6 separate regions of the Homo sapiens genome follow, and all the other regions are linked to region 5. Evidence: read pairs that join two places in POLR2A ChIA-PET (ENCODE). Cell type or tissue: OCI-LY7. All regions are shown on one strand. Each heading gives the region's core, and the rest is flanking DNA. Links, peaks and the distances in the headings are about the cores only. Region 1 has its middle 33 kb from the start of TMEM131L. Region 2 has its middle 27 kb from the start of TMEM131L. Region 3 holds the start of TMEM131L (transmembrane 131 like). Region 4 overlaps TMEM131L (transmembrane 131 like). Region 5 holds the start of MND1 (meiotic nuclear divisions 1). Region 6 has its middle 39 kb from the start of TLR2.

What was found. ChIA-PET counts read pairs that join two places held together with the same protein. Peaks named below come from ENCODE experiments on the same cell type or tissue, not always from the same donor. Only the 100,000 strongest peaks of a DNase experiment are listed, where the experiment ranks them.
Region 1: POLR2A ChIA-PET joins it to region 5 with 11 read pairs; 8 of 35 experiments call an interaction of 5 or more read pairs at or near these places.
Region 2: POLR2A ChIA-PET joins it to region 5 with 20 read pairs; 8 of 35 experiments call an interaction of 5 or more read pairs at or near these places.
Region 3: POLR2A ChIA-PET joins it to region 5 with 28 read pairs; 15 of 35 experiments call an interaction of 5 or more read pairs at or near these places.
Region 4: POLR2A ChIA-PET joins it to region 5 with 13 read pairs; 11 of 35 experiments call an interaction of 5 or more read pairs at or near these places.
Region 6: POLR2A ChIA-PET joins it to region 5 with 10 read pairs; 6 of 35 experiments call an interaction of 5 or more read pairs at or near these places.

Annotation. Positions count from the first base shown.
Region 1 is chr4:153,431,018-153,435,779 of GRCh38, reverse strand. No RefSeq gene overlaps it. Among named protein-coding and RNA genes, the nearest start is that of TMEM131L, 33 kb to the left of the region's middle. RefSeq lists an enhancer at 2,432-2,621. In OCI-LY7, for the core only: a CTCF peak has its summit at 2,532; DNase peaks (open chromatin) are centred at 1,589, 2,489 and 3,239; H3K4me3 peaks cover 2,985 bases; H3K27ac peaks cover 4,000 bases.
Region 2 is chr4:153,437,050-153,441,811 of GRCh38, reverse strand. No RefSeq gene overlaps it. Among named protein-coding and RNA genes, the nearest start is that of TMEM131L, 27 kb to the left of the region's middle. In OCI-LY7, for the core only: CTCF peaks have their summits at 1,897 and 2,098 (motif pointing right); DNase peaks (open chromatin) are centred at 1,151, 1,670, 2,191 and 2,860; H3K4me3 peaks cover 3,226 bases; H3K27ac peaks cover 4,000 bases.
Region 3 is chr4:153,464,862-153,469,623 of GRCh38, reverse strand. TMEM131L (transmembrane 131 like) reads right to left here and starts at 3,264. Exons shown (of 35, transcript NM_001131007.2): 1 at 3,103-3,264; 2 at 2,343-2,413. The coding sequence starts at 3,226. RefSeq lists enhancers at 1-322, 1,574-1,633, 2,004-2,093, 1,588-2,253, 3,624-3,803 and silencers at 2,564-2,923, 3,294-3,393, 3,434-3,583. In OCI-LY7, for the core only: CTCF peaks have their summits at 1,577, 3,029 and 3,914; DNase peaks (open chromatin) are centred at 843, 2,273, 3,373, 3,843 and 3 weaker places; H3K4me3 peaks cover 3,906 bases; H3K27ac peaks cover 3,962 bases.
Region 4 is chr4:153,567,983-153,572,744 of GRCh38, reverse strand. The region is part of intron 7 of TMEM131L (transmembrane 131 like); the gene reads right to left. Among named protein-coding and RNA genes, the nearest start is that of TMEM131L, 100 kb to the right of the region's middle. In OCI-LY7, for the core only: no CTCF peak of the experiment used is centred there; a DNase peak (open chromatin) is centred at 2,314; H3K4me3 peaks cover 1,984 bases; H3K27ac peaks cover 4,000 bases.
Region 5 is chr4:153,343,313-153,348,074 of GRCh38, reverse strand. MND1 (meiotic nuclear divisions 1) reads right to left here and starts at 3,387. Exons shown (of 8, transcript NM_032117.4): 1 at 3,335-3,387. The coding sequence starts at 3,337. RefSeq lists enhancers at 2,279-2,398, 2,479-2,538 and silencers at 3,019-3,178, 3,309-3,618. In OCI-LY7, for the core only: CTCF peaks have their summits at 1,087, 1,288 (motif pointing left), 3,331, 3,535 (motif pointing left) and 1 weaker place; DNase peaks (open chromatin) are centred at 794, 1,294, 2,394, 3,414 and 1 weaker place; H3K4me3 peaks cover 4,000 bases; H3K27ac peaks cover 4,000 bases.
Region 6 is chr4:153,642,627-153,647,388 of GRCh38, reverse strand. It overlaps the pseudogene LOC100419170. Among named protein-coding and RNA genes, the nearest start is that of TLR2, 39 kb to the left of the region's middle. RefSeq lists a silencer at 3,705-3,774. In OCI-LY7, for the core only: CTCF peaks have their summits at 1,821, 2,023 (motif pointing left), 3,572 and 3,771 (motif pointing right); DNase peaks (open chromatin) are centred at 2,028 and 3,808; H3K27ac peaks cover 604 bases.

The DNA.
Region 1 (4,762 bases), core at 413-4,412, 88 kb before region 5:
GCAGTGGCACACACCTGTAGTCTCAGCTACTTTGGAGGCTGACGCAGGAGGATCACTTGAGGCCAGGAGTTCCAGGCTGCCGTGCGCCGTGATTGCACCTGTGAATAGCCACTGCACTCTTGCCTGGGCGACACAGGGAGAGCCCTCTCTAAAAAACAACAGGCCGGGAGCGGTGGCTCACGCCTGTAATCCCAGCACTTTGGAAGGCCAAGGTGGGCGGATCACCTGAGGTCAGGAGTTCGAGACCATCCTGGCCAACATGGCGAAACCCTGTCTTTACTAAAAGTACAAAAATTAGCCGAGTGTGGTGGCGGGCGCTTGTAATCCCAGCTACTCAGGGGGCTGAGGCAGGAGAAGCTTGAACCCGGGAGGAGGAGGTTGCAGTGAGCCGAGATCGCACCACTGCACTCCAGCCTGGACGACAAGAGTGAGACTCCCTCTCAAAAAACAAAACAAAAGGAAACACAACAACAACAACAACAACAAAAATCCCACCCTAGAAAGTAAGAGGACTTTGAACAATGCTACCTTGAAGCCCAGCTCCAGCCTCCTTTTGCAACCTAATGAATGCTAAAAAGCCTATTCAATGCTGTGGCAGTTTTTTTGTTTTGTTTTGTTTTTTTGAGATGGAGTCTTGCTCTTGTCACACAGGCTGGAGTGCAAGTGGCGCGATCTCGGCTCACTGCAACCTCCACCTTCCTGGGTTCAAGCGATTGTCCTGCCTCAGCCTCCCAAGTAGCTGGGATTACAGGAGCCCGCCACCAAGCCCAGCTGATTTTTTTTTTTTTTTGTATTTTTAGTAGAGACGGGGTTTCGCCATGTTGGCTAGGCTGGTCTCAAACTCCTGACCTCGTGATCTGCCTGCCTCGGCCTCCCAAAGTGCTGGGATTACAGGTGTGAGCCACCGTGCCCGGCCGTGCTGTGGCAGTTTTAAAAAAATGATGTGGATATGCAATTTTTTTAGAAAATGATTTTTAATATCATGTCTCCCTTTAAAAAGTGTAGGCGCATTCAGCCTAAAAAAGGAAATTCTGACACCTGCTACATCATGGGTGAACATTATGCATTATTGAATAATCACAAGGGCCAAATTCTGTATGATTCCAATCATTCGAGGTACCTACAGTAGTCAGTTCATGTGACAGAAAGTAGAATGGTGGTTGCCACGGGCTGGGGAGAGGGGGGAATGGGGAGTTATTGTTAATGGGTACAGAGTTTCAGTTTGGGAAGAGGAAAATAGTTGTGGAGATGGATGGTGGGATGGCTGCACAATGTGAATGTACTTGATGCCATTGAACCGCACACTTAAAAATGGTTAAAATGGTAGATTTTACTCATATATATTTAACCACAAAGTAAAACATTTTTTTAAAGTGTAGGCCTTCATCTGGTGACAGTTCATTTGCTGGCTCATTTCTAGATATTTTAACTGGGTGGTAATTTATGTCTGGTTCTTATAACATAATGTAAGACCCATAATTTGGTTTAGCTCTTAGTTAATATCTTTTGAATTGCAACTGGGGACTTGACAGTGGCTTTCTTGAAACACACCTGCAGTTTGCAAGCTGCCTGCAGCAGGTAAAAATGCGCAGTTTATTTTTATGATTAGCCTTGAGCAAGAGCTGATTAAATGCTTGATAAAATAAGTTCTTGGAAGACTTGATTTACATGGTGCTTTCCTCCTGCTTTCCCACCCCCTTTCCTTCCCTCATGAATACCACATAAAAAGCGGCAGTTTGTAATTTTTTCTCCTTTTTCAAGTATTAGTATCAAAGTAGAATGGGACCTTCATGCTTCTTCTGAACACAGTCGGGCTGCATTCCACTCTGGGAACACTCCCTCCTACCGTTTCAACCTAGGCAATCCCCTATCAAGGAAAGGGCAACTTACCCAGTCTCAAAATCAGAGTCTAAGCACAAATAGGACATTTCCTTTGTACCTTTCCCCAAACATGATGGTTTCTTTTGGGGAAGGGGTGTTGGGGAGCACACTGGGAAATAAAGCCTTCTGGTCCCCAAGTTCCTCTTTCAATTTCTGTGGTTTTCACTTCCCCTCCCATAAGAAATCCCCACGTGGGAGTAATGCTTTCTCCTCTTCCTTCCCTGTCATTTCCCTTTCATTTCTCCCCGACACCTCTCCTGGGTTTGTCTACCTGCTACTGCTACTTTCTCTGCCTTCACATCTTTATTTTTCATTTGTTTATTTTTTAGAGGCAAGATCTCACTGTGTTGCCCAAGGTGGCCTCAAACTCCTGGGCTCAAGCAGTCCTCCTACCTCAACCTCCCAAGTAGCTGGGACTACAGGCACGCCATGCTTGGCTGTCTTCATGTCTTGAGTTCCATTTCAAAAAAGGCATTGGCAGGCTGTCTTTATACCAAACACAATGCTCTACTTTCAGTATTACTCTTCATATTTGCAGTTCTCATTGGTCATTCTTGGCACTTTTTCACACCACAGACCTTGGGCGAGAATTTCCGGTTTCCCTTCTGGCTGCTTTCATTTGCTCTCCACCACCAGAGTTCTCTGGCGCTCTCTGGCTACTCACAGAGGAATTTCACAGAGGAGGTTGTGCCTCCCGCTGTTTCTCTGGAGCTACGGGTCCCCATTTCACCTCAACGGTGGCTTTTCGAAAAGTAAAAATGAAATAGAGCTTTATTGCGTAAGTTACCTCTGAAGCCAAAAACCTCATTAGGGCCTTCAAAAATTCCTGTCAAAAATTCCAATCCTGTGGCTCATACCTGTAATCCCAGCTACCCAGGAGGCTGAGTCAGGAGAATTGCTTGAGGCCAGGAGTTCAAGACCAGCCCGGTCAACCTAGTGAGATTCTGTCTCTATAATTTTTTTTTTTTTAATTAGCCAGGCATGGTGCAGCTGGCCTGTAGTCCTATGTACTTGGGAGGCTGAGGTGGAAGGATCCCTTGAGCCCAGGAGTTGGAGGCTGCAGTGAGCCATGCCAGTGCCACAGCATTCCAGCCTGGGTGAAAGAGTGAGATGCTGGCTCAAAAAAATAAAAATAAATAAAAATAAAAACATAAAAAAATTCCAGCACTTTGGGAGGCCGAGGTATGCAGATCATCTAAGGTCAGGAGTTTGAGACCAGCCTGGCCAACATGTAAAACCCCTTCTCTACCAAAAAATACAAAATTAGCCAGGTGTAGTGGTATGCCCTTGTAGTACCAGCTACTCAGGAGGCCAAGGCAGGAGAATCGCCTGAACCCAGGAAGTGGAGGTTGCAGTGAGTCAACATCATACCACTGAACTCCAGCCTAGGTGATACAGTGAGACTCTGTCTCAAAAAAAAAAAAAAAAAAATTCCAAACCTATCCCCTACATGAGCTTCTAAGCCTCATCTCAGTTGACTCTGTTTAAATGACTCTGACTTGGACTGAAAACCCACCCCTCCTGTATCTTTTCATTATAGGGTGGTGGCATGGTTAACCCTCATTCATTCACACCCCGCTATTCCAAAGTGTGTAGAATTGCCTGGACATGCTACACTAAAGTTTATTTCTGCACTTTGTTTTTCTTTTTTGCTTGCTTGTTCGAGACAGGTTCTTGGTCACCACAGCCTCAACCTCTTGGGCTCAAGTGACCCTCCTTCCTCAGCACCCCCAGTAGCTGGGACTACAAGCCCATGCTACCATGCTCAGCTAATTTTTTTTTTTTTTTTTTGTAAAGACAGGGTTTTATTATGTTGCCAAGGCTGGTCTCGAACTCCTGGGCTCAAGCAATCCTCCTGCCTCAGCCTCCTAAAGTGCTGGGATTACAGGTGTGAACCACTATGCCTGGCTTGCATTTTCTGTGTTTTGTTTTGTTTTGTTTTTTTGAGACGCAGTCTTGCTCTGTCACCCAGGCTGGAGTGCAGTGGCATGATCTTGGCTCACTGCAACCTCTGCCCCCTGGGTTTAAGTGATTCTCCTGCCTCAGCCTCTCAAGTAGCTGGGACTACAGGCGCGTGCTACCACGCCCAGCTAATTTTGGCATTTTTAGTAGAGACGGGGTTTCATCATGTTGGCCAGGATGGTCTCAGTCTCTTGACCTTGTGATCTGCCTGCCTTGGCCTCCCAAAGTGCTGGGATTACAGGTGTAAACCACGGCGGCTGGACTTAATTATTTATTTATTTATTTATTTTTTCTTTTTGACATGGAGTCTCACTTTGTCACCGAGACTGGAGTACGGCAGCACGATCTCGGCTCACTGCAACCTCTGCTTTCCCGGGTTGAAGTGATTCTCGTGCATCAGCCTCCTGAGTAGCTGGGATTATGGGCGTATGCCACCATACCCAGCTGATTTTTGTATTTTTAGTAGAGACAAGGTTTCGCCATGTTGGCCAGGCTGGTTTTGAACTCCTGGCCTCAAGTGGTCCGCCCACCTTGGCCTCCCAAAGTGTTGGGATTACAGGCGTGAGCCACTACGTCCAGCCCAGGGTGATTTTAAAAATACAGATCCTAAACCACTCAATGGTTTCCCATTATGTACAAAGTCCAAAATCTGTGGCAGTTCCTACAAGCCTTGAAGGATGCGTCTAATTCTCCGGATCTCCCTACAACCTACTCCTTTTTCTGTGCACAGGGCTCTGACTTTTCTGTCCTTTCAAAGTCAGGTTTTTCCCATGGGAAATGTTCACAGATGCTGTTCCCTCTGCCTCCATAAAGCTTTAGGTCTCGGTTTAAATGTCATTTTCTTCTCTGAACTTCCTCCGATCCCATGCCACTCCAATCCTCAGTTAAACTCTGTTCTAGCACCCTGCTTTTCCCATCA
Region 2 (4,762 bases), core at 465-4,464, 94 kb before region 5:
TTTGTTTTTTCTTTCTTTCTTTTTTTTTTTTTTTTTTTTTGAGACAGAGTCTTGCACTGTCTCCCACTCTGGAGTGCAGTGGCACAATCTCGGCTCATTGCAACCTCCACCTCCCAGGTTCAAGCAATTCTCCTGCCTCAGCCTCCTGAGCCAAGTAGCTGGAATTAACAGGCGCGTGCCACCACACCAGGCTAATTTTTTCTTTTTTTTGTATTTTTAGTAGAGACAGGGTTTCACCATGTTGGCCAGGCTGGTCTCGAACTCCTGACCTCAGGTGATTCACCCACTTTGGCCTCCCAAAGTGCTGGGATTATGGGAGTGAGCCACCGCACCCGGCCTGCTCTAGTAAACTTTCTAAAATGTTTGTATTATGCCTTTTCCCCTACTGATGTACAATGGCTTCCCACAGACTATAACAGGATAAAACTGGGATACCAAGTCACTGACAGCTCTATTTCCAGCCTGACAGTAGACAGAGAACATTGCCCACAATTGTCACAGAAGGGTCCTAATATATTTTATCAATTAGATTCATTTAGGCTAATGAAATTTAGAAAACATAGATGTTCCCTGGGAGAATGAAGCCTATCAGTCATTCAGACTTACAGTATTTTAATCAAGTAATTGGAGACACGTATTGATCACTAAGTACCTGATGAGTATGGCTTAAGTATGCATATAACAAGGCAATCGAACAGTTTCCCAACTCTGAGGAACTGAAAACTTTATTTGAAGTGTGTTTTTAAAAGGAATAGTTTTAGGACAAAGTGTAGTTTGGAGGAAGACATTTGGTTCTTCCTGATACGTTTGGCTGTATCAGTGTAAAGTGAGAGCCATGGGGCATCAGGGGGACAGGACGCTGAACAGTGAGGATGGCATCCATGAGGGGTGACAGGCATGCAAAGATGTGGGTAGGAGGGACAAAAGAGAATTCTTTTTTCTTGCTCCTTTTTTTTCTTGTTGAGGATTCGGATGATACACTTTTTTTTTTTTTTTTTTTTTTTAATGAGCCATTTGTAAATCATTTAGGGTTGTCACAGCCAGCACGATATGATCAAATTCAAACCTATTCAGGTTTTCATTTTCTTCCCCACCTGCGTTAGGTCAAAAATTACTCTCACTCTAACTTGCCGAACTTGCCCCTGCTTCCCCTTTTGGGTCACTCTGCTTACCAGGGGCTGTTATGTCTCTAAAACCTGTCCATCCCCCACTCTTTTTTTTTTTTGAGATGGAGTTTCACTTTTGTTGCCCAAACTGGAGTGCAGTGGCACGATCTCAGCTCACTGCAACCTCCACCTCCTGGGTTCAAGCGATTCTCCTGCCTCAGCCTCCTGAGTAGCTGGGACTACAGGAGCCCACCACCGCACCCAGTTAATTTTTTGTATTTTTAGTAGAGATGGGGTTTCATCATGTTGGCCAGGCTGGTCTTGAACTTCTGACCTCAGGTGATCCACCCGCCTCGGCCTCCCAAAGTGCTGGAATTACAGGCGTGAGCCACCGCACCTGGCCATCCCCCACTCATTTATTCAGTCAACAAATATTCATCAAGGACCAACGTTAAAGGAACCGTGTTGGGAGGGGCACGAGTGAGCACTAAGATGGTCTCGAGGCGCATCTTATTCTTGGGGTGCTTGGGTAACTTCTCCTCCATTTAGTCTCCATTGATAGTTTGGACGTTTTCTGAATAAGCAAATCAACTGCCTGACATGAGGTATGACAATGGCTCAGGGTATTTGAAATCAGGTCTGCTCTGGAAAACGTAGTTTAACATCTCCATTGTTTATCCTACTGTCATACTGTTTCAACTATAAGGAACTGAAGAAAGCAATGCTTTTCTTCATCTGGGCGGTTGCTTTTAAGGTGAGACCAGCCTGGGCACGGTGGCTAATGCCTGGAATCCCAGCACTTTGGGAGGCCGAGGCGGGAGGATTTCTTGAGCCCAAGAGTTCTAGATTAGCCTGGGCAATATAGTGAGACCTCATCTCTACAAAAAAAAAAAAAAAAAAAAAAAAATTAGCCAGGCATGGTGGCATGTGCCTGTAGTCTTAACTGCTCAGGAGGTTGAGGTGGGAGGATTTCTTGAGCCAGGTAGTGAGCCGAGATCATGCCACTGTACTGCAGCCTGGGCACTGGGTGGCAGAGCAAGACCCTGTCTCAAAAAAAAAAAAAAAAAAAAAGACCAGCCAGACCAAGTGGCAGGAAGCGGTGGGACTGACAGTGAGAAAATCGCAGTGGGGGAGTGGGTGACACTCAGCAGCCCCACTGGGACAGAGCTCCTGCTCACACCAGCGATTCTTCTCCAGAAACCTATTCTGGCAAACCCTTGGTGAGTTTTATTTTAAGCGGCGTTTACAGACACTACTACTAGACTTTTAAATTAACAGGATATAAATAACCTTGGGCAAGGTATCAGAGAAGAACCACTGTGAGAACTCCACGACTAAAGTGTGGGCAAAGGTATCTATTAATAGATAATGAAACTGAAATCACTTAGTCTGAGCGAGAGAAAGTTTAAGATCTACCTAAGAGGGATCTTTAGTGAATAAAAAGTCACAGACGAGCAATAAACCAGTAAGAAAGACATAGTCCTTCATCCACTCCACTTTAGAATCGCTTTTTTGAAAAAATAAAGGTGGAGTTTCACCATGTTGCCCAAGCTGATCTGGAATTCCTGGCCTCAAGGGATCTGACTGCCTTGGCCTCCCAAATTGCTGGGATTACAGGCGTGCACCACTGTTCCCGGCCTAGAATCCCGATTTTTAAAAAGAGGTAATAGAATTACTCCTAATTTTGTCAAAACAAAGTTGAGAAATGAAGGGTTCCTAAATACTATCTGCTGGATATGACTTATAGAGAAAGCAGGAAGGAACCTCTGCACTGAGAGTAGGAAGAGATTTTAAAATGCCCCTAAAATGTACTTAATGCCGCACAGCTATACACCTAAAAATGATCAAAGTGGTAAATTTAATTTTGTATATTATAACCACAGAAAAGTACCCATAAAAGAAAGTTAGAGCTAACACATTTCCAATTGCTAAATAATGTCAGTTTTAGAAAAATTAATATTTCATAGCACTCAAAATATATGAAGCCACATGCTTTTGTAAGACTGGTAATATCTTTCATTTTCCTGCAAAAGCAAAGGGCTCTTTAAAGGAGACATGGAAACTGTCATAAAACAGACTTGAAGTCAGATGCAGAATGATAGGCATAGAATGGATCATCAATACACCATCTTCTTGTAGAATTTTATTCAAGGTTTGGGAGCAGTAAACCAGCGAGTGTGGTTGGGCAGGACAGTGTATTTTTTTTTGAGATGGAGTTTTGCTCTTGTTGCCCAGGCTGGAGTGCAGTGGTGTGATCTTGGCTCACCACAACCTCTGCCTCCTGGGTTCAAGCAGTTCTCCTGCCTCAGCCTCCTGAGTAGCTGGGATTACAAGCATGCGCCACCATGCCTGGCTAATTTTGTATTTTTGGTAGTGATGGGATTTCTCCGTGTTGGTCAGGCTGGTCTCCAACTCCCGATCTCAGGTGATCTGCCCGCCTCAGCTTCCCAAAGTGCTGGGATTACAGGCGTGAGCCACTGCACCTGGCCAGGACAATGTTTTTTCACATCAGGCAAAAATGTCCATGAGATCTGAGTCTAGAAATATGAATCTCTGGGACTGTATTCTCCAATTTTTCTCTTTCAGATCTTCTTTTTTTTTTTTTTTTTTGAGACGGAGTCTCGCTCTGTCGCCCAGGCTGCAGTGCAGTGGCGCGATCTCGGCTCACTGCAAGCTCCGTCTCCCGTATTCACGCCGTTCTCCTGCCTCAGCCTCTCGAGTAGCTGGGACTACAGGCGCCCACCACCGCGCCCGGCTAATTTTTTTTTTTTTTTTTTTTTTTTTGTATTTTTAGTAGAGACGAGGTTTCACTGTGGTCTCGATCTTCTGACCTTGTGATCCGCCCGCCTCGGCCTCCCAAAGTGCTGGGATTACAGGCGTGAGCCACCGCGCCCGGCCGCAGATCCTCTTTCCTTCACTCCCAAACTTAGATCTTCCAGCTTTATTCATGAAGCAATCAGTGCGCAACTAACTTTTAAACTGCAGGGAGCTATACAGTTTCCTTTCCTTCAGCTATCTTGAAGAGGCAGAACACTTGCCCTCCTGGAATACAGAGGTCTTCACTGTTTCAATCTGCTGGAAAATAACTTTACATTAAAACAACTCACGATGAGTTGTGAGAAATGTGAAAGGATTGCCTCAAAAAAAAAAATCTAAAATCTTTTAAAAATTAAAAAGGAACTGGGTGTGGTAGCACACACCTATAATCTCAGTACTTTGGGAGGCCAAGGCAGGAAGGTTGTTTGAAGCCAGGAGTTCGAGACCAGCCTGGGCAGCAAAATGAGACCCTGTCACTACAAAAATAAAAAATAAATTAGCCAGGCATAGTGGCCCACACCTGTAGTCCCAGCTACTCAGGAAGCTGAGGTCGGAGGGATCCCTTGAGCCCAGGAGTTCAAGGATGCAGTGAGCTATGATCAAGCCACTGCATTCCAGCCTGGGCAACAGCAGAGCAAGATGCCATCTCAAAAAAAAAAAAAAAAAAAAAAATTAAAAGGCTTAAAAACTATAGTGTCTACTATTTCCCTTTTGTAATTTCTGAGTTATATCCATGGGAGACAGATCTGTGTATTGGCTGTAAGTATATGCTGATATTTTCTTAGGTTCCTGCTCTGGGCATTACTAGATGGGCCACTGTGTTATTGATAAATCTTGGT
Region 3 (4,762 bases), core at 499-4,498, 120 kb before region 5:
CCTCTAAAGTTCCTATTTCATCTACTACTGACAAATCTTAGCCTCTGAAGCCATCTTTCAGTCTTCCTGCATGAAAGAAACCCAATGTACTGGTTAATTAAGCAGAAAACCCTCAAATTTAAATTAACACCTATAAATATTCTCTTTTCAACAGACTCCGTTTGACACATATGAGGGAATTTTTGCTGAAAAAATTCAAAATACTTTGAAAATAATTCACTTAAAATAACTTTCTTCAAAACTCTCTGTAGCTTATGAGATATATATACACACACATACACACGTGTGTGTGTGTGTGTGTGTGTGTGTCTCCCTTACCCTTGGGCCCAGGTATAAGCAGGGCAAGATAGTTTCTAAAAGGTATACGTAGAGATATGGATGAAGTATTTAGAAAATTATTTTGAAAACCAGTTTCACTTTCATTATAGCTTTGATTAAAATAGCTTAGCTATAAATCCCTCTATACTGAATATCCCAGACAGCTTCTGAATTCTGACATCTATTATCAAAACAAATTGTATTATACAAATAAACCAGAAATTAAGAATTGTATAAAATAACTTTTGAGCCCATAAATCAAATAATCATTTAGGCCTTGACATTTCCATCTCTGAGCACACCTACTAAATCTTCAACTAACGCTCTAACAAATGAGAGTATATACTACTAGACTCAATCACCTATAATTTACTTTCCTTTTAGTCTGGGTTGGCTTCCAACACTAGCCAGTAAGAGATAGAAACTATAATTGAGCAAAAATGCAAATACATATACATAGATATACACCAGTGCTTCTCAACCAGGGCAGTTTTGCTCCCCAGGGACATCTAGCAATGTCTGGAAACATTTTTAGTTGTCAAAATCAGGAGGGGGTGGGGGAGAGGGGGAAGCAGCAGTGAGTGCCACTGGCATCTAGTGGGTAGAGGCAAGGGATGCTAACTGCTCAACATCTCACAGTGCACAGGACAGCCCCCACAACAAAGAACTCTGTAGCCCAAAATGTCACCAGTGCCACTGTTGAACAACTCTGATATACAAAAACATAATTTTTTTAAAATAAATACATCGCGTTAAATGTCGTTCTTGCAGTAGGAATACGACGGATTTCTATTTTGTTCTTTTTATATTTCTGTATCTTCCAAACCTTCAAAAACACATGTATATTATTTAAAATCGGGGAAAAAATCCATTTGGGAATAAATTTTTAGGAGAAGGAAAAACTATCTGCTCCTCATCCTGATGGGGCCCTTTCTCAAAAGACCTGTCTCATTCAGGCTGCTGGCCTTCAAGGAGGGTCCAGGAAAATTCTCCTCTAAAATCACCTCTCTGCCTTGAAGCTGTTATTCATTAGCCCTGATCAAAATGAATATTCTAAATATCTCAAAACCAGCACTCTGAATGTTTCACATAGGAGGGAGAAAACTGAAATGTAAAACTGGACAGCCTCTCCGGTAAAGTTATAGCTAGACATCCTGTTTTTCTAAACAGCCGCAAGACACAACACAGAATTAAGTGCTGCCACCACCGTGGGAAGTAATGAACATCTTAAAAAGTACTGCACACAAGCTAAATATTTCCTTATAATTCAAGCCACTCCCACCCAAAAAATGCATTTTGGATCACTACCGTTACTGGTGAAAGGCAGTCAACAACATTATATTTAAATGTGCACACTTCACAGTCAATGGGAATTTCTTGTAAAAGTTAAAAGCTTTGCAGTACTGTATCTGTTGCAGCAATAAACCCTCTATGATGCTACAGATTCCCAATAAAACGTCAGTAATTATTTTTCTACACGCAATCATCATATCATCATACAGAGAAAAAAACCAGAAATTCAAGTTCTTAAGTGGGTGTATTTTAACAGGAATTAAGGGCACTTGGAGAAAATCCAAGATGACAATCCTTGAGAGTCACATCTCCATCCCAAAGCTACTTAACGCTAATGGCAAATACCACTCTAACATTTATGAAATCAATACTCCTGTTGTCCTCAACCTCTTAGCCACTTGCCATCCACACAGCACCAGCTCACTTAGGGAACAGTGTGCACCCAGGACACCCACGGCCGAACAGACCGCTGGCCGCTTCCCTGCTGAGGTGGCCTGGGTTCCCACCTTCTGAACTTGGGGCCGGCCTGCCTCAGGCCCTGTCACATGGCGTGGGAGGAGCCGGGAAGGCCACCGTTGCCAGGTGTTCAGGCTCGGCCCCTAACGTTTATTTGCCTTGCAAAGTGGCCCGAACGCCTGTGCCGCTTGGACAGGGGGTGGGGAGGACCGGGGGCCTCCCCGCCTCTCCTCCCTCGTACACCCACAGCCGCCCTGTCACCTGGTCGTCCTCACCTGAGTGGGCAGCAGGAGTTCCCCTTCTTCTGCCTGCCACAGCTCCACCACGTTCGGCAACGGCTCAATCGCTGCAGGAACACCAAAAAATACACCACGTTTTTAATGCACGCTAAAGAAACGCTTCCTGTTTCCCCTACCGTCCCTCCGTGCCCCCCGCCTCACCAAAACACGTCTCTTTTTCCTCCTGGGAACAGAGGCCATCCCAGGGGCGAGCCAAGGATAAAAATACAATGGGTGGGGTGTGAGCCGGCGGCCCCTCGGACGCGAAGGCGACAGCGTGCAGGCAGGCTCGGGGTGCTCGTGCTGGGGGTGGGGGGACGAAGTGGGAGTGAAGACACCCCACGAGGCACTCCGGGCTCCGCAGCCCGAGCATCTGGAGTGTGGACCCTGGGCGGCCAGGCTCGGGGGAACAAAGCTGCAGGAAGCCGGGCCGCTGCGGGGCACCCGCGCGCGCCACACAAAGCGGGGGCTGCGCCCGGGGCGCAGGGGCCCGCGCACAAAGGCTCCAGGGCGCGAGCGGCTAGCGGTCCCCAAGCCCCGCGACTGCCCCGCTCTCCAGCTGTACGGGGCAGAGAGGCGCGGGACGGGACGCTGTGGTCAGAAAATGTTATCAGCGGAGAATCGCAACAGCTTTCCTTCCTCCTCCTGCCCCTTTCCCTTTCCTCCCCTCGCCCTCTTATAGATTTCAGCAGTTCCCTAAAAGAAAGAGCGGGGGCGGGGTGGAGAGGCAGAGCGAGCCCAGCGGCGCAAGGCTGACCTTGTCCCTGAGCCCCTCCCGGGCGACAGCAGGGCAGCAGGACCTGGAAGACGCCCAGCAGGAGGTTCACGGCCGCCGCGGTGCGGCAGTAGCAGCCGGGCTGCGGGCGTCGGAGCCCCGCCATGCTGCTGCTCGCGCTCCTCTCCGTTGCTCGCCGCGCTCGCCGCTAGCTCGCTGGCGCCCCAGCTGCCTCGCCCCGGGCCCGCCCCCGTGCCGCCCCGCCCCGCCCCGCCCCGCCCCGCCCCGCCCCGCGCCGCACCACCCCCGCCGCTGCCGCAGCTGCTGCAGCTCCAGACCCGGGCGCGCCGCTTGCTCTGAGCGCGTGTGCGCCGCAGATAGGGAGGGACGGAACGCGGCGGGGTGCGGGGGAAAGTGGACAATGCGAACCCGCGGGTGCCCCGCCCCGGCGCGGAGCACATGGCCGCGGGCCCGCCCCGCAGCGCGCACTCTGCGGGGCCCGGGCGCTTTCCTCGGCTGGGACGGGGTCGCTTAGAGCTGTCCGCGGGGACTAGCGGCCCACTTTTGCCAAGTGCATTTTCATGAACTTTTGGGTGGTTGCCGCTTTGTCGAGGCGCTTGGGCCACGGTCGAGAGATTACCCTCGAGGGAAGAGGTGGCGGTGGAGGTGGGAACGAGGAGTCGCCAAGCGAGAGGCCTTGGACACAGGATATTAGTGGAAATAATGCAGTGGTTGTCAGGAAACGCGAGTGCAGCCACATGGCCACTGCCAGTTATGCAGCGAGGATATCCGGTGGCTGCAAAGTCTGTAATTTAGAATAAAAAGAGCTCTCCCAAAACCCGAGAGGCAGACCTCAGCGCCGCGTGGCGGTAGTGCGCCCGGCACCCTCTGTGGACACTGTCCAGGTCCTGACAGGTGGGGAAGACTCTTCCTAGGGGATTTATAGCTTCAAAGACCCTGCAAATACTCCCTTTTGGAATCATATTGCAAAATTCAGCCAGCCTCTCCTGAAATATGGTTGGGGTCGAGGATGTGGTTAGTTGCCTGTTTCTAACATTAGTAGGATAATGGAAGTAATACGTGGAAATACATTTCCTAGTTCCAGGTTTTGATGCCTATAACTAACAAGTCCAAAATCTGGCATCTCTTTAAGTTAACATCCTGCCTTTACCAGCGATGTCGCAAACAAGGGCTTATTCAGAAATCAATTTGCATAACCTAGAAGTATGGGCAATCTTATGATTTTTTAAAGTTAACTTACTGCTTCCACTGTAGCTTGTATGAAATTCAGAGAATATGAACAATATAGTATGAAGAGGGGAAGTGATGGGACACACCTGTTTACCTTAATCCTCTGTTTAATTGCTCCTTGTGCCTTACAAGCCAGACTATAGAAAACCAGTGCTTGCATAGCAGACACAATCCTGAGAAGGACAAAATGAAATCTAGATCCTCTTTCCTAAAGACGTAATACAGTACTGTGAACACAGTCTCACACACTGTCTGCATTTAACTCCAAACAAGGTTAAATAGTCTAATTGCTTGGCCAGACTTAACATTTAAGTAGATTAGCATAAACGTAAGTTGTTGATGTGAAAAAAAAAAAGGGACACTTTGCATTTTCCAACTTGAATACCTCCAGTAGTCTCTGTTTCATACTTTTTTCTGTATTCCTTGCCAACATCTTCCTTTATTTAGCAAG
Region 4 (4,762 bases), core at 351-4,350, 220 kb before region 5:
ATACAAATGGTGAAAATGGTAAATTTTGTGTTAAGTATATTTTACCCCATATATATAGGGAAAGGGGAAGGCAAGAGCTAGACACAGCTGAAATGGTTTAAAATAACCAAACTGGGCCGGGTGCGGTGGCTCATGCCTGAAATACCAGCACTTTGGGAGGCTGAGGCAGGTGGATTACCTGAGTTCAGGAGTTCAAGACCAGCCTGACCAACATGGTGAAACCCCATCTCTACTAAAATTACAAAAATTAGCTGGGCGTGGTCATGGGCACCTGTAATCCCAGCTACTTGGGAGGCTGAGGCAAGGGAATCACTTGAACCCGGGAGGCAGAGGTTGCAGTGAGCCGAGATCACGCCACTGCACACCAGCCTGGGCAACAAGAGCGAAACTCTGTCTCAAAAAACAAAACAAAACAAAAAAGAAATAACCAAACCTTGCTGGGTAACCAACACAAAGTTACAGCTAGACAGACAGAATGAGTTCTGGTGTTCTACAGCACTACAGGGTGACTGCAGTTGACTACAATAAAGCCAGAAGGGAGGATTTTGAATGTTCACAACATAATGAAATGATAAATGTCTGAGGTGATAATACGCTAATTACCCTGAGTGGATCGTTACACATTGTATACAGTATCAAAACAGCACTCTCTATCCCATACCTAAGTACAATTATTACATGCCAACTAAAAAGGAAAAAAAAAAGAAAACAACATCTAGAAAGTCAGGTTAAACAGATATAAAAAGAGAAGTGGAGATACTTTGAGATCTCATTGTGCAGGTATTCAAAATGAAATATATCTGTGCTAAATGGAGCTTTTAAAAGACTCTAATAAAGGAAGACAGGCAAGATCTCAGCAGACTGGAATTGTTCCTCAAAAAATAGGCCAGTCATGGTGGCTCACACCTGTCATCCTAGCACTTTGGTAGACCGAGGCAGGTGGATCACTTGAGCTCAGGAGTTTGAAACCAGCCTGGGCAACATGGTGAAACCCTGTCTCCACAAAAAAATATAAAACTTAGCTGGGCATGGTGGTACATGCCTGTAGTCCCAGCTACTCAGGAGGCTGAGGAGGGAGGATCACCTGAGCTCGGGAGGCCAAGGTTGTAATAACTGTAACTGCACCACTGCATTCTAGCTTGGGCAACAGAGCAAGACCCTGTCTTAAAACAAAAGTAAAAATAAAAATAATTAAGAAACCATGATTGAGTTCTAGGAACTGTGAAGAAATACACTTAAATCCCCCATAGTAAACAATTAAGGAGCTCTACCATCAAAGACTGAGGCGGCTACACCAAGCCTTACACAAACCTGGACAGGTGAAAGGAAACCAGGAAGGTGAGTGTGGAATGCTCAGTGCATTTTTCAATGGAGATACAATTACTGCTTGTGCCCTGAGGGAATATGCTTGAGAAGTTTATGGCATTTAGGACTCAATCAAAAGAAGGCACAGCAAAGAGGAAACCATTAAAGGAGAACCAGGCAGGACAAGATAAACCGAGCCTGGGCCTGACTGGGATACTGGGCTGACAGGAGAGTATCTCTTATGTAAGATTATGCAACGCAACAAACAGAAAAAAGATTTGTTTGAACTATAGATGTTTTTAGTAGACCCAGAACTTGATTTTATCTCTTTTGCTTTGGGAGAACACACCGAAAAAAATCTAGAGAAAGATCTAAAGGGAAAATAAATATCTAGACCAAAAAGTTAAAAAAAAATTAAAGGAATGTACTAATTTAAAAAGAAAGAGAGCAACACAAAAAGCTGGTTAAATTGAACAGTGGAGAACAAGCAAGTCCTGGGGGAACAGCCGACTAACACAGAAAAAGAAGGAACTATCACCACTAGGCCCTGATGGACTCACACTTCCAAAGTGTCAACAACTGCTCACCTCAGGGCATCTGCTGAGAACACCACTCCAGTTGAAATAAGTGGACAAAAAGGAAACAAACTTCCCTAAGAAGCAGGTTTCAGAAGCCCCCGCAAGTCCACAGTGAGAGGCAATGGAAACCACCCTGTGCACAGATCTCAACGTCACTGCCCACAGACTGCAGAAGCTCTGCTCCTAACACAGCTTCCATACCACTAGCACAAAAGTGCCGGGAGATGCCAGAAACAAGGGCCCAAGGAAGAAACAGAAATCCACACATGGAAAACAGAAGGAAGGCAGGCCGAGTATGTCGGCTACCGCCAGGCAAATTTATAAACTCTGAGGGAAGGCCAGAGCATCTCAGGTGCCCCTTCCTGAGTAGAGCAGTGGTATGCACAGGTGGCTCCTCTCTAACCCCCAAAGTACCCAGATTAGCCTCCTGACTAATGGTGATCTCTCCCTGCCAAGCGTTAAGTGCAAAGGTCTGAGACTCCACAACCAGCATGAATTCAAGCGGAAACCAAGGTGAGGCTCTCTCCAACTTCCTTCCCTCTCTTTGGTAAATCGAAGTACTAGGGACGATTCTGCTTAAAATTAGTGCTTGGAGGGCTGGGAAGTGGGGGGACACGTTTTCCAATTTTTTTGGATGTGAAGTTAATAATCTGTTATTCTTGTGCGTTTCATTAAGATTGCAGATTCAAGTGAGGCTCAAATGACTTACTATTGAACCACTATAAATTCTGAAACCGTGGGGAAACCACGCACATTCTAGCAAGAACAAATCCAGCCTGTAGCTACTAAAAGTTCCCCAGCTGCACAGAGGCATGGAGAACTTCTGATTAAAATAAAAATAAAATAAAATAAAATAAAAACAAGAAATTGAAGAGGACTTCAAATTCTTTGAATGTTAACTCACAGGCCAAGATAACTGGATACACTACCATAGCCTTGAACTTTCATGTCCCGTTGGGGGTTCTAATCTCTGAATATTAAAGTTCTCCCGGAGTTTCATAATAGAAGAGGGTTTATATTCAGAAGGTTCTTTTTAAAAGTTAAGTGATTAAGGCATTTCAGCTATGTGCCAGAGACTAGTTCTAAGCTCTTTAAATAAATTGGTTGATTCAATTGCTACACCAACCCTATCCGAAAGGGCTATTATTACATATTTTACAGATAAACTGAGACACAGGGAGATTAGGTAACTTGGCTACAGTCACTCAGAACCAAGATTTTTAGCCAGGTGGTCTGGTTTGGAATTCACCCTCTTATTCACTCCCACTATGCATCTCTATGACAGGCATTTTATATGGCTGATATTTTCTACTGCCATATTTTAACACTGTTATTTAATCGCATCACAAAAGCTCTGATAAACTGTACCGGATATTGCAGTTGAAAAGAATTTGGGATGGGGAAACAGAGGAAGATGTGAACTTTCAACCCTGGTTACAGTGTGGCCTTGGGGCAGATTATTAGTGAATTTATCTAATCCATCTCAAAGCTGTCTAGGGGCAAACTCAACAGCAGACCCCAGCAGTCCGAGGAGGGTCAACAAAGAAATCAGGGGAGGGGTTGGCTCTCAGGGGAAGGAGGAACAGGTCCAAGAAGGTGAAAGCACAGGGCTGGAAATCGGCTGATCTCAGGCTTAACAGGTAATTCCAAAGGGTCAAGAGCACAGAAACCAAGGACGTCACAATGAGAGGCTTCTCTTTCCCTAAACACTACTGTCCTTTTATCCCAAGCCTTCCTCTCTCCTTGGAGGTCAAGGAATTACCTAATTGGTGGGCAACAGAGAAGCATCCTGTGCTGTAGGAAGGGGTGAGAAGGGCAGGGGCTCTTGGAGGAGTTGGTTTCTTTCCTCCTCCTCTCTACACTTTGGGAAGCATCTGTCCTTCAGACCCAAACTTCCCCTCCAGTGGGCCACCCCAAAGTCTACCCTAGGGGAGAAGGAGTTAGTAACTCCTGGCTCTCTTACCCTGGCTGATACAGGAGAATATGTCTTATCAGTAATACAAAGCCGGTTTTAGTTCTCTAACTCCAGATTCTTAAATATCCAATGATTCAGAACTTGGTCAGGAAGAGAGGTGTTATTTATTAGGTATCTCTAAGTCTTCTAACAAAAGTTTCTAAAGTACTCTAATAGAATAAATGAAGGAAGTCAAAGGAAAGTCTGTGTGTCATATCTTCATAAATAGCTTATTATAATGTTTTCCTTTTTAAGATTCATTTATCCAGTTGTCAATCATTGATTTACTACATGTTATATTGCCAGGTAATAGGAAAACAAAGATTAGGGCATAATTCTTGCTCTTAAGGGGTTAAATCTAGTACAGAAAAATTCATAAAAACAAAAGCTTTTGAGTATTATAGCTGCTACAGCAGGGATCTCTTAGGGTTTTCAGTAAGGAACTAGTCAATTCTCCTGGGAGGCAAAAAAATAAAAAGAGACAAGGTAAACATTGAGTTAAAAGAGGGACCAGGAAACTGTGTCCTCACAGTAGCCAAGAAAGCCGAGATTTTAAAGCACAAACAAGGAGGAAGACGGAGCGTGAAGACACTCCACTGAGTCTGAAACAAAAGTGAGGGGAGGGAGAACACCCCCACTCACACATCTTGGTATTCTTTCTAGAGTCTTCATGACGCGCCCCTCCTTTCTTCCAGTCACTAACCCTCCTCTACCTCCCCTCTTCCCAAGTTCCCATTCCACAGAAGCATTCTCACTTGAAACTTAAGAAAATTTTTAGAAGTTTAAGCAATTCCTTTTAAAACAAACAAACAAAAAAGCTATATTCAGAAGTAGGTAGATAAGTAAATGTACAACATCACTTAATTTCCCCTTAACATATAATCATTTTCCAGAGATTGACAGCCTATCATTTTTATGTAAAAAA
Region 5 (4,762 bases), core at 353-4,352:
TAACCACACTTTGACTCACCCTCTATGTTCACATTCCGCACTGGGAAAACATAAATAAGACCTTTTTCCCTGCCTTGCTCAAAACCCTCCAGTGGCTCCCAGACATCCAGACGTTTCTGAGTACCCCAGTATGATATACAAGGCCCTTTATCACCTAACCCCAACCTACCTTTTATAGCCTCTTCCACCACACCCCACCTCAAACTTTGCCATTAACAGTATGGAGACCTAAGCAACTTGTAATACAAAAACTGCCTGTAATTATCTACTCGAAGAATGCTCTCATTTCCATCCTTAAAAAAAATGTTCCTCCACCTAGAACATCCTCACTTCTTGCCTAGTCAAAACTCCAAAACATCTCCCAAGGCTTAGTTTAGGCACTCTCCCTCCAGAACTTCCCTGAGTTCACAGGCTAAGCATGTATTCCCAGAACACACCTTCATCAAATCACTCACTACATTGAAAAGATGTTTACTTGTCCGTATCAGCACACTGAAAAACTTCTTCAGAACATGAACTGCCTTTGCCTTTCCAGGGCTTAGTGCCAAGTTAGACAAGGGAGACATAAAGCTCTTAATTTTAGGACCATGTATCTAAAGCCCCCAACTCTAAAATTTGAGGCTGCTCAGGCTCCTAAGCCCCCCAACACCTACCATACTCCCATAGATATAACAGGTGAATTAATCATAGTGAATTCAGTGACATCATGTATTGCCTGGCTTGAAGAGACAAATCAGAGAAATCTCAGTTAGGCAAACTCCAGGAACCCATACAGATCTGCTCACTAAACCTAGGGCTGAGAGCTAGGGTCCAGGACTGCTCTATTTGCCTCCCTTCATTCTCACCTCTGCAGTATCTGACAAATCAAGCATGAAATTCATAACAGTTAGAAGACTCCTTCAACATATTTTTCTAGTCCAATAGGTCCTAAACTGCCATACATTAGAATCACCTCAGGAGTTTTTAAAAAATACCGATGCCCAGGCTCATCTCTAATGAATGGAATCAAAATCTCTGGAATGGGACCTGGGCAACATATTTTTTAAATCCTCCAACTTATTTTAAAAATCCTCTCCAACATATTTTTTAATTGTGCCCCAGGGTTGAGAACCCTACTTTTGTCAGCCCAGAATCTGAAGGCCATGTCAAGGGCGCTGCGGGGCAATGGGAATCCCTTTAGAATTTCAGTGTGTCGCTGCACTAGCAGAAAGCAGATCCTGAAGTGTTAGGAAAGACTCCTAACATTTTGATATTCGAAACAGCTCCTTGCACTCCACAAGAATCTGCCCCCCAGAGGCAGGCAATGAGGAGAATCTAGCGTCCTGGGGTACCCAGTTTTAGGAAAGCTCTCAACACTCAGCTCAGCAGCTATGAAAGTTACTCAAGAAATGTGGATGAGCTGTATCATCCATTTACCTTGTTTTCAGGCTGATTTATTCATCAGTCTCTTTCATGACTAGAAATAATTTCTATTATTAACCACAGTAGGAGTATCATAGCCAGAATTAAAATAACTAATGTAAAAAGATGCCATATTAATACTCATATTTAGAAACTTCTCAAAAAAATCAATGAGGATTTATCTAATATTTAATTAAGACTAGGAAAAACCTGATAGTATAAGTTAGAGATGCATTCAAATTAGTAAGTCAGGAGACTCAAAACCTGACTCAAGGACTATGAAGCTTTCTGGAAGTATTTTAAACCACTTAAAAAATCATGTTATCTGAGGAACCTTCTCAGTTAGAAGTTATGGAATTCCTACAGCCAGCCCTACTAATCAATTACGATAAAATTATGAAGAATTATTAAGTAGACATCACTGCTGCTCTCAGAGTTCAGCACTGCACTTCTCCAATTTCAAAAATTGCCTGAACTCATTAACTATTTACTTAGGATGCCTAACCAAATGAAAACAGCTATTAATTCATAATCAATCAAAAGTTTACCTTTGACCAACACTAAATTTATTTCTCGATCACATATTAAAAAATAGGAAGTCCACATCTTATCAAAAGCTTTAATTTTTTAAAAGGATTCTCTATTATCGGAGGTAAGCTTCTAAAGAGTTAACACATTTAGTATTAGCAGGTGATTCATGTGTAGAGAGATAGATTAGGTAAAAGGACAACGCGCGTTTGAGCTGCACAGTTCTCCAAGTCAGTTATACGAGGCCAGCAACTCTGCAGAGAAAAATTGTAACACAGAAGGGCACTGCTAACAGATTTGTTTTAACTGTAGTCCTGTTTGGCTCCTTAGAGCACTTCACGCCCAGGTGGCTGGGTTGTTAGTTTAACCACAAAGAAGCCGTTATCATTTATAACTACATCTGGACAAATATCTTCAAATAAATACCATACAACTGGATCCTGGTGTCCCACCCTGCCCCCCTTAGCTCGGCAACATTTAACGGCCACGTAAGTAAATGAAGATATTAAAATCTTAGATCCATTTAACCAGATGTTGATTCTTCGCCAACTGAAGCAGAAAAAACGGCATGAAACTTTGAAGGTTTATGAAAATGATTTGATGAGCAGAAAGACGTTAAGCTCACAAAGCCGATCTTACCAGGACTTAACTGATCATGACCCACGAGGAAGCCTAATTCAGTGCAGAGCGTCCTTAAAAAAGCAACAGCGCCCTACACAACCAGCAGCACCCGGCACAAGAGCAGCGACTCCTGCCCTTTGGCAGAAACCGGGGCGTTTTCACAGAAATCGACTAATTGGCACACAGTGAAGATCCATTAGGTAACTCGAAACTGAGCAGTTCTGGAATGTGCTCTACATATTACAATACAGAAAACCACTCAATGGTGACAAACCAGGAGTGCGCTTTGGGATCAAGACGTTCGCTCCCCGCAGTCCCTCCCGCCCACTTGCGCTTTCTCTCCCCGTTCTTAATGGGGGGGGCTACACCACGCGGGGCCGAAGCTGGAGGCGTAGGGAGCCCAGGTTCTCAAGGGCCCCGTGGTCTTTTAGATAAATCCAGGTTGGTGAAGTTCTCGGGTCACGTTCGCGAACGCTTCCCGCGTTCTAACCTAACCCGCCCGAACGGGCCCTGGGGACAGACGCGGGGTGCAGCCGGCGGGGAGGCCGCGGATGCCCCCGCGCCTCGGGACTCCGGACAGGAGCGGCGGGGAACGCCGCAGAGTGCGGAGTGGCTGCGGCGGGGCCGGGCTGGGCCCCTACACGGTGAGGCCGAGAGCCGGGCGACCGCTCCCGCGGCCCGGAATGGCGGTCAACGCCAGGCCGGGATCCACATGCAGCCGAGGGGCGGCGAAGCCCACACACTAGGGAGGAAGAAGACGCGGGACCGTAGCCTCAGTCCTTACCATGGCGCGGGCGCAGGGGCTTCCGCTGGCCGGGCCCGCGCTTGGGGAGAGGGGCGGGACAGGCCAGGACGCGTTTGATTTTGGCGCCGACTACGCCGCGGGGGCGGAGCAGCGAGACGGTGGAGGTGGGGGAAAGAGGCCGGTCCTCGCCCGCGCGGCGCGCAGCGACCCCTAGCGACCCATCCGAGCCGCCGGCGGGGGAAGGGGCGCGGGCCTGGGGCCGGGGCTGTGGGGAGCGTGTCCGCGTCTCAGTGGACGGGTTGCAGAGCTGCCTCCGTCTCCTCGGTATTCTGTGAATGTGACCTTTTTTTTTTTTAAGGACATCTTGCCTTTGCTTTTACTGCGTTTTCTTGGCGCCGCAGAAATATGGCCTAAGTTTGGATGTAAAAAATAGAGGCGTTTAGGCTGTTGAGGAAGGAAACGCTGCCTCCATCCTTCCGGACTTGTCCTGTCTGGGGCGGACTGGATTCCTTTCTCGTCTTCTAATCTGACCCCTCATCTTCTCCCGAGCCGCTACCCACTGCTTTCCAGCTTTTCAAATCCTGTGTATGTCTGTTTGTTTTTCCCTTAGGTTTTAAAAAAGAAGGAAACAACGGAATGAATTTCAAATCAACATGGTCAAAAATACGCTACTTCATGGCTTGAGAATAGATCCAGATTCATAGCAAAAGCTCAGGCCCCTGAAAGTGCTGAAAAATTTTAACTCAGAATTCAATTATTTTGAAAATTATTCTATGGTGTTTTGAACCATTTTTAGGTGTAAGAAGTACGGTTGGGCGCTGTGGCTCACACCTGTAATCCCAGCAATTTGGGAGGCCGAGGCGGGCAAATCACTTGAGGTAGGGAGTTTGAGACCAGCCTGGCCAACATGGTGAAATCCCATCTCTAATAAAAATACAAAAATTAGCCAGGCGTGGTGGCGGACGCCTGTACAATCCCAGCTACTCGGGAGGCTGAGGCAGGAGAATCGCTTGGACCCAGGAGGCAGAGGTTGCAGTGAGCCAAGACCCCGCCACTGCACTCCAGCCTGGGCGACAGAGTGAGACTCTGTAACACACACACACGCACGCACACACACACACACACACACACACAGTGTAGTAAGTCTTGTAGATGCTATAAGAGTAGCATCTAAAGTTGGAATTTATGTCCCCTGTTGCTTCTGCTGGAGGCAGAGGAAGGGGTACATTGAATTGCAGAGTTCCATTAATTTGGTTTTTCCTGTAAGAGTTATACCATGTAACTGATGGTACATAAGGTAATTTTAAAATGATAAATGAGTACATTAAGTAACTACAGTAGTGGTATATACATTTGTGCTACTTGGGGAAAGCCTTGTCTTAATTGGCTCTCAGGCTTGTTGCAGGTGAGTGGTGACTATCTGAGGCCAGTGGCGCTGTGGCAGAAAAATTTACCAAGGCAGTTGTA
Region 6 (4,762 bases), core at 388-4,387, 300 kb before region 5:
GACCTGAATTGCTGATTCACACCAGGGGACAGTTGCCCTGGACCATCATCTGTGCCTGTTAAGGGAATAAGTTGTTACTACAGCATAACCTAGTGCCATAGTTTGAATGTGTCTCCCAGATATTCATGTGTTAGAGACTGAATCCCAAATGCAACAGCACTGGGAAGTGAGGTCTAATGGGAGGTGTTTAGGCCATGAGGGCTCCGCCCTTAAGAATAGATTAATGCCATTATGAAAAGCACTCTCTGGAATGGGTTCTCTCTCTTGTGCTCTTGCCCTTCTGCCTTCTGCCATGTGATGAGACAGCAAGAAGGCCCTCACCAGATGAGAGTGCCTTGATCTTGGACTTCTCAGTCTCCAGAACTGCAAGAAAATTTCTGTTTTTTAGAAGTTAGTCAGTCTGTGGTATTCTGTTATAGCAGCACAAAATGAACTAAGACATCTAGCTTATCCCAGCAAATACAAAAGCAATTCTGGGTTTTTCAATCAACAACTTGACCCATTATTTTGACCTAGTGATTTTTTTTAACAATGAAATAAGGTAGGCAAACAAGTTATTGTCTTCTCTTTATTAGCACTATAGATCTAGAATACACAATGAACTTGGGAACCTGGCCTAACCCAGTACTACTATTTCTTTGGTTGCAGGAATTTGTTTTAATATTGAATTATAGAATGAATGGTCATATTTCACCCCACTCTTATAGCCTACTCAATCCCAAAGTCACAGTGCTGAGTCTGTTACTTCAATCATTTTGAGGTTTTAAATAAATTCTATATCTATAGTGAATGAACAAACATCTAATTAGCTAGATGAAAGGATACTGGTTAAAGTTTTTGTTTTCTGTTTTGCTTTTAGTTTCTAAAGTAATAGCTTTCCTTTAAAAATAACTGCTTGAAATCCAAATACATTCCATCTTACTGACTTCCTCTCTGTACTCCAGCAGAAGTATTAAATTGCTCAAATGTCTAGGGCACACAGAAATAATTATTTTGAAATGTCAGTTTTCGTTTCCATAAATATATGTATTTTAATAAGGCTGTATTTTAATGGTGACTTTTATAGTACTTGCCCACCATTTTGATTAATGGTAACTAGACTGTTGTGCATTTTGTATATTGGCTATACTTGTATGTAAAGACATTCTTATGTCCCTTTAATCCCAGCCCAAGTAATTACTACATACCTCATTTTATAGGTCTTCTATTAGGGAATGCTTACTGAAAGTTTCCCTTTGCCTTTGCCTTTAGATTATGTCCTTTTATAGTATAATGTACATTTTATCAGGACTTTAGCATTTGCTTTTAAGATACTTACTTTTTACCACTATTAAATAAAATACACTTTCCCTTAAGATTTAATTAAAAGTTTTGGGGGAGATGGATGTGATAGTAGTAACACATGCTTACAGCAGACAGTACCCCCCCTCCCCAGAAAAGAAAGATAAAAAAAAAAAGAAAATGAAAATCACTCAAAATTCTACACACCCAGTGGGGCATCACCCCACCCCACATGCAGTACAGGATCACACTGTTTATAAACTTTGTATTCTACTTCTTTCATCGCCTATGTTATTCTCTTACAATGATTTTTAGAGGCTTCCTAGTACTCCAACATTTGTTTGTTCTATAACTTAAGTATTTTCCTGTTTTGGAACATTTATTTCCAACTCATTACTATTTTAAACACTGTACTGTATATGCTCTTACATCATTTGTAATAGGCAGAATTATAATTCCTGCCCCAAAGGGGTCCACATCCTAATACCTGGAACCCCTGAATATGTGACTCTACATAATAAAATATGTGATTAAATTAAGAACCTTAAGATGGGCCCAGTCTAATCACAGGAGTCCTTAAAATAAGTGAACCTTTCCCAGCTGTGGTCAGAGAAAAGGATGTGAGATGGAAGAAAGGTCAGGGAGATGCTGCGTTCCTGGCTCTGACAACAGAGGAAGAGGCCACAAGCCAAGGAATGTGGATGGCCTCTAGGAGCTAGAAAAGGCCAGGACAGAAACAGACTGCCCCCTAGAGCCTCCAGAAAGGAATGCAGCCCTGCCACAGCTTGATTTTAGCCCAGGGAGATAGGTGTCAGATTTCTGATATACAAAACTAAGTTTGTGTTGTTTTAAGCCACTAAGTTTGTGAGAATTTTTTATGGTAGCAATAGAAAATTAATACCTTGTTTTTGTTTTTTAATTTGGTCATTCTTGAAATCAAAGAGAAACCTTCATTTTCAACAAAACTGCCTAGAAAAGATGGTTCATTGATCCACTATGAGCAAATCTTTCACAACATACAGCACCAAAATATAAATTTAAAAAATTAAACACACATCCTACCCCTCACACACACACATATCTCCCAAAGGCCACATGACCTAGATGAAAGGAGAAAAAAAAGCAAACTCAATACCCTCACACAAAAGTAGTCTTTGAATCAGGATTTATAAATGTATATGTTTTTTCCTATGAGTAAAGCAAACAGAAGAAAAACAAAAAATCAAAGGAGGTTGGGCACATAGCTCAAGCCTGTAATCCCAGCACTTTGGGAGGCCAAGGCAGGAGAATCACTCGAGCCCAGGAGTTCAAGACCAACCTAGGCAACAAAGTGAGACCCCATGTCTCTACAGTAAGAATACAAAAATTAGCCGAGTATGGTGGTGCATGCCTGTAGTCCTAGCTACTCAGAGGCTGAGGTGGGAAGATCACTTGAGCCCAGGAATTTGAGACCAGCCTAGGCAATATAGTAAGACTCTGTCTCTATAAGAAATAAGGAATTAGCTGGGTGTGGTGGCACATTCTTGTGATCCCAGCTACTTGGGAGGCTGAGGTGGGAGGATTACTCGAGCCCTGGAGGTTGAGTCTGCAGTGAGCCAAAATTGTGCTGCTGCACTCCAGCCTAGGCAACAGAGTGAGACCCTGTCCTTTAAAAAAAAAAAAAGCTGGGCTGAGGGGGCCCACCAAAGGGGTAAGGAAAAACTTATAGATGAAGGCCTCACAAGACTTAATACATAGACAGCATCACTGTGCATTATCTCAGACTTTTTCACAAGGTATTCAATCCTGCCTGTCATTCTTTATATTCAGGAAATACTAAAGTAAGAAAAGTGATTTTTTCTTTTCTTTTCTTTTTTTTTTGAGATGGAGTCTCACTCTGTCACCCAAGCTGGAGTGCAATGGCGCAATCTTGGCCAACTGCAACCTCTGCCTTCCGGGTTGAAGCAATTCTCCTGCTTCAGCTTCCCGAGTAGCTGGGATTACAGGCATGCACCACCACAGCCAGCTAAGTTTTGTATTTTAGTACAGACGAGGTTTCACTATGTTGTCCAGGAGGGTCTCAAACTCCTGACCTCAAGTGATCTGCCCGCCTTAGCCTCCCAAAGTGCTGGAATTACAAGCGTGAGCCACCATGCCTGGTCGATTAACTTTTAATAGACCATGCATTTAGGTTAATTATTTCTCTGGTTAAAAGCACTCCACAAAAATAGAGTTAGAAATAAATTTTAAAAGGAGGTGTATTTCTTTTTCTTGTTTGATAATATTTTATTGATTATAATGTTTTCTTGGTTTTTGCTTGTCTTTTATATAGAATAAACAGTTTAGCTTGGACTTGTGTAATAACATAATAAAATGTAAAAATTGACGCTATTAAAGGACTTAAACAATAAAATGATGGAAAGTAGTAGGTAGATTCTGCATGATAAGAAGCATATCCACAGCTCTGAATAGCTGAGCAAGTCTACAGGACTTTTCCTATGTTCATATTAATCACTAGGGGGCAACATAGACTATACCTTTAATAATCACATATCACAGTCAGATTGCGGATACAGGAAGTGAAAGCAGAGACATGAGTGGCAGAAGTCAGGAAGATAAAAGCTGCAACTAAAATCATCAGTTAATTTTGTGAACTGCATGAAACCATCAGTAACCAGTTATTTTAGTAGGATAACCTACTGAGTGAAGTCTTAGGAGCTTTCTCTTTTTATTTTTTATTTATATTTTTTTGTAGAGACAAAGTCTCCCTATGTTGCCCAGGCTGGTCTCCAACTCCTGGCCTCAAGCAATCCTCCCACCTCACCCTCTCAAGTAAAAGATTTTTCTTTTAATTTTTGAAGGAAATCAAGTAGACATGATCATTGTGCTCTGAAAGTCATGCACAGAATCATGTAGCGCATTAAAAAGTCATGAAAAATGGAATCCTTTTTTTTTTTTATCAAGCATACCTATCAATTACACATCAGTACAATCACTTTTTTTCTGTCCAGAGTGCCCAATCAATGTATCAATGTGGCCTTGTTTTAGTTTCCTTTTTTTTTTTTTTTTTTTTTTTAAAGAGATAGGGTCTCACTTTGTTGCCCAGACTGGTCTCAAACTCCTGGCCTCAAGTTATCCTCCCACCATGGCCTCCCAAATCACTGGAATTATAGGTGTGAGCTACCGCACAGCCAGTTTTGTTCTTTACATTGTATAATATACATGACATGAGTCATGTCATCCTTGCTCAGCTTCAAAAAACATGAAGGAAGCTTCCAAATGGGGAAAGAGCCAGTAATGGAGGGAAAATAAAACACCACCTTAGGAATTGTGTTTTTGATTTTCATACTTACTAGTAATTTTTTAAATATGTTTATATCTACCCAATGTTTTGGTTGTATGTGTTTTAATTATTAAATGCTATAAATCTATTTTGGGAGAAAGTTAGTTACAATAATGAATGCATTTAAAAAAACACTAATACCTAATTGTTGTGCATATC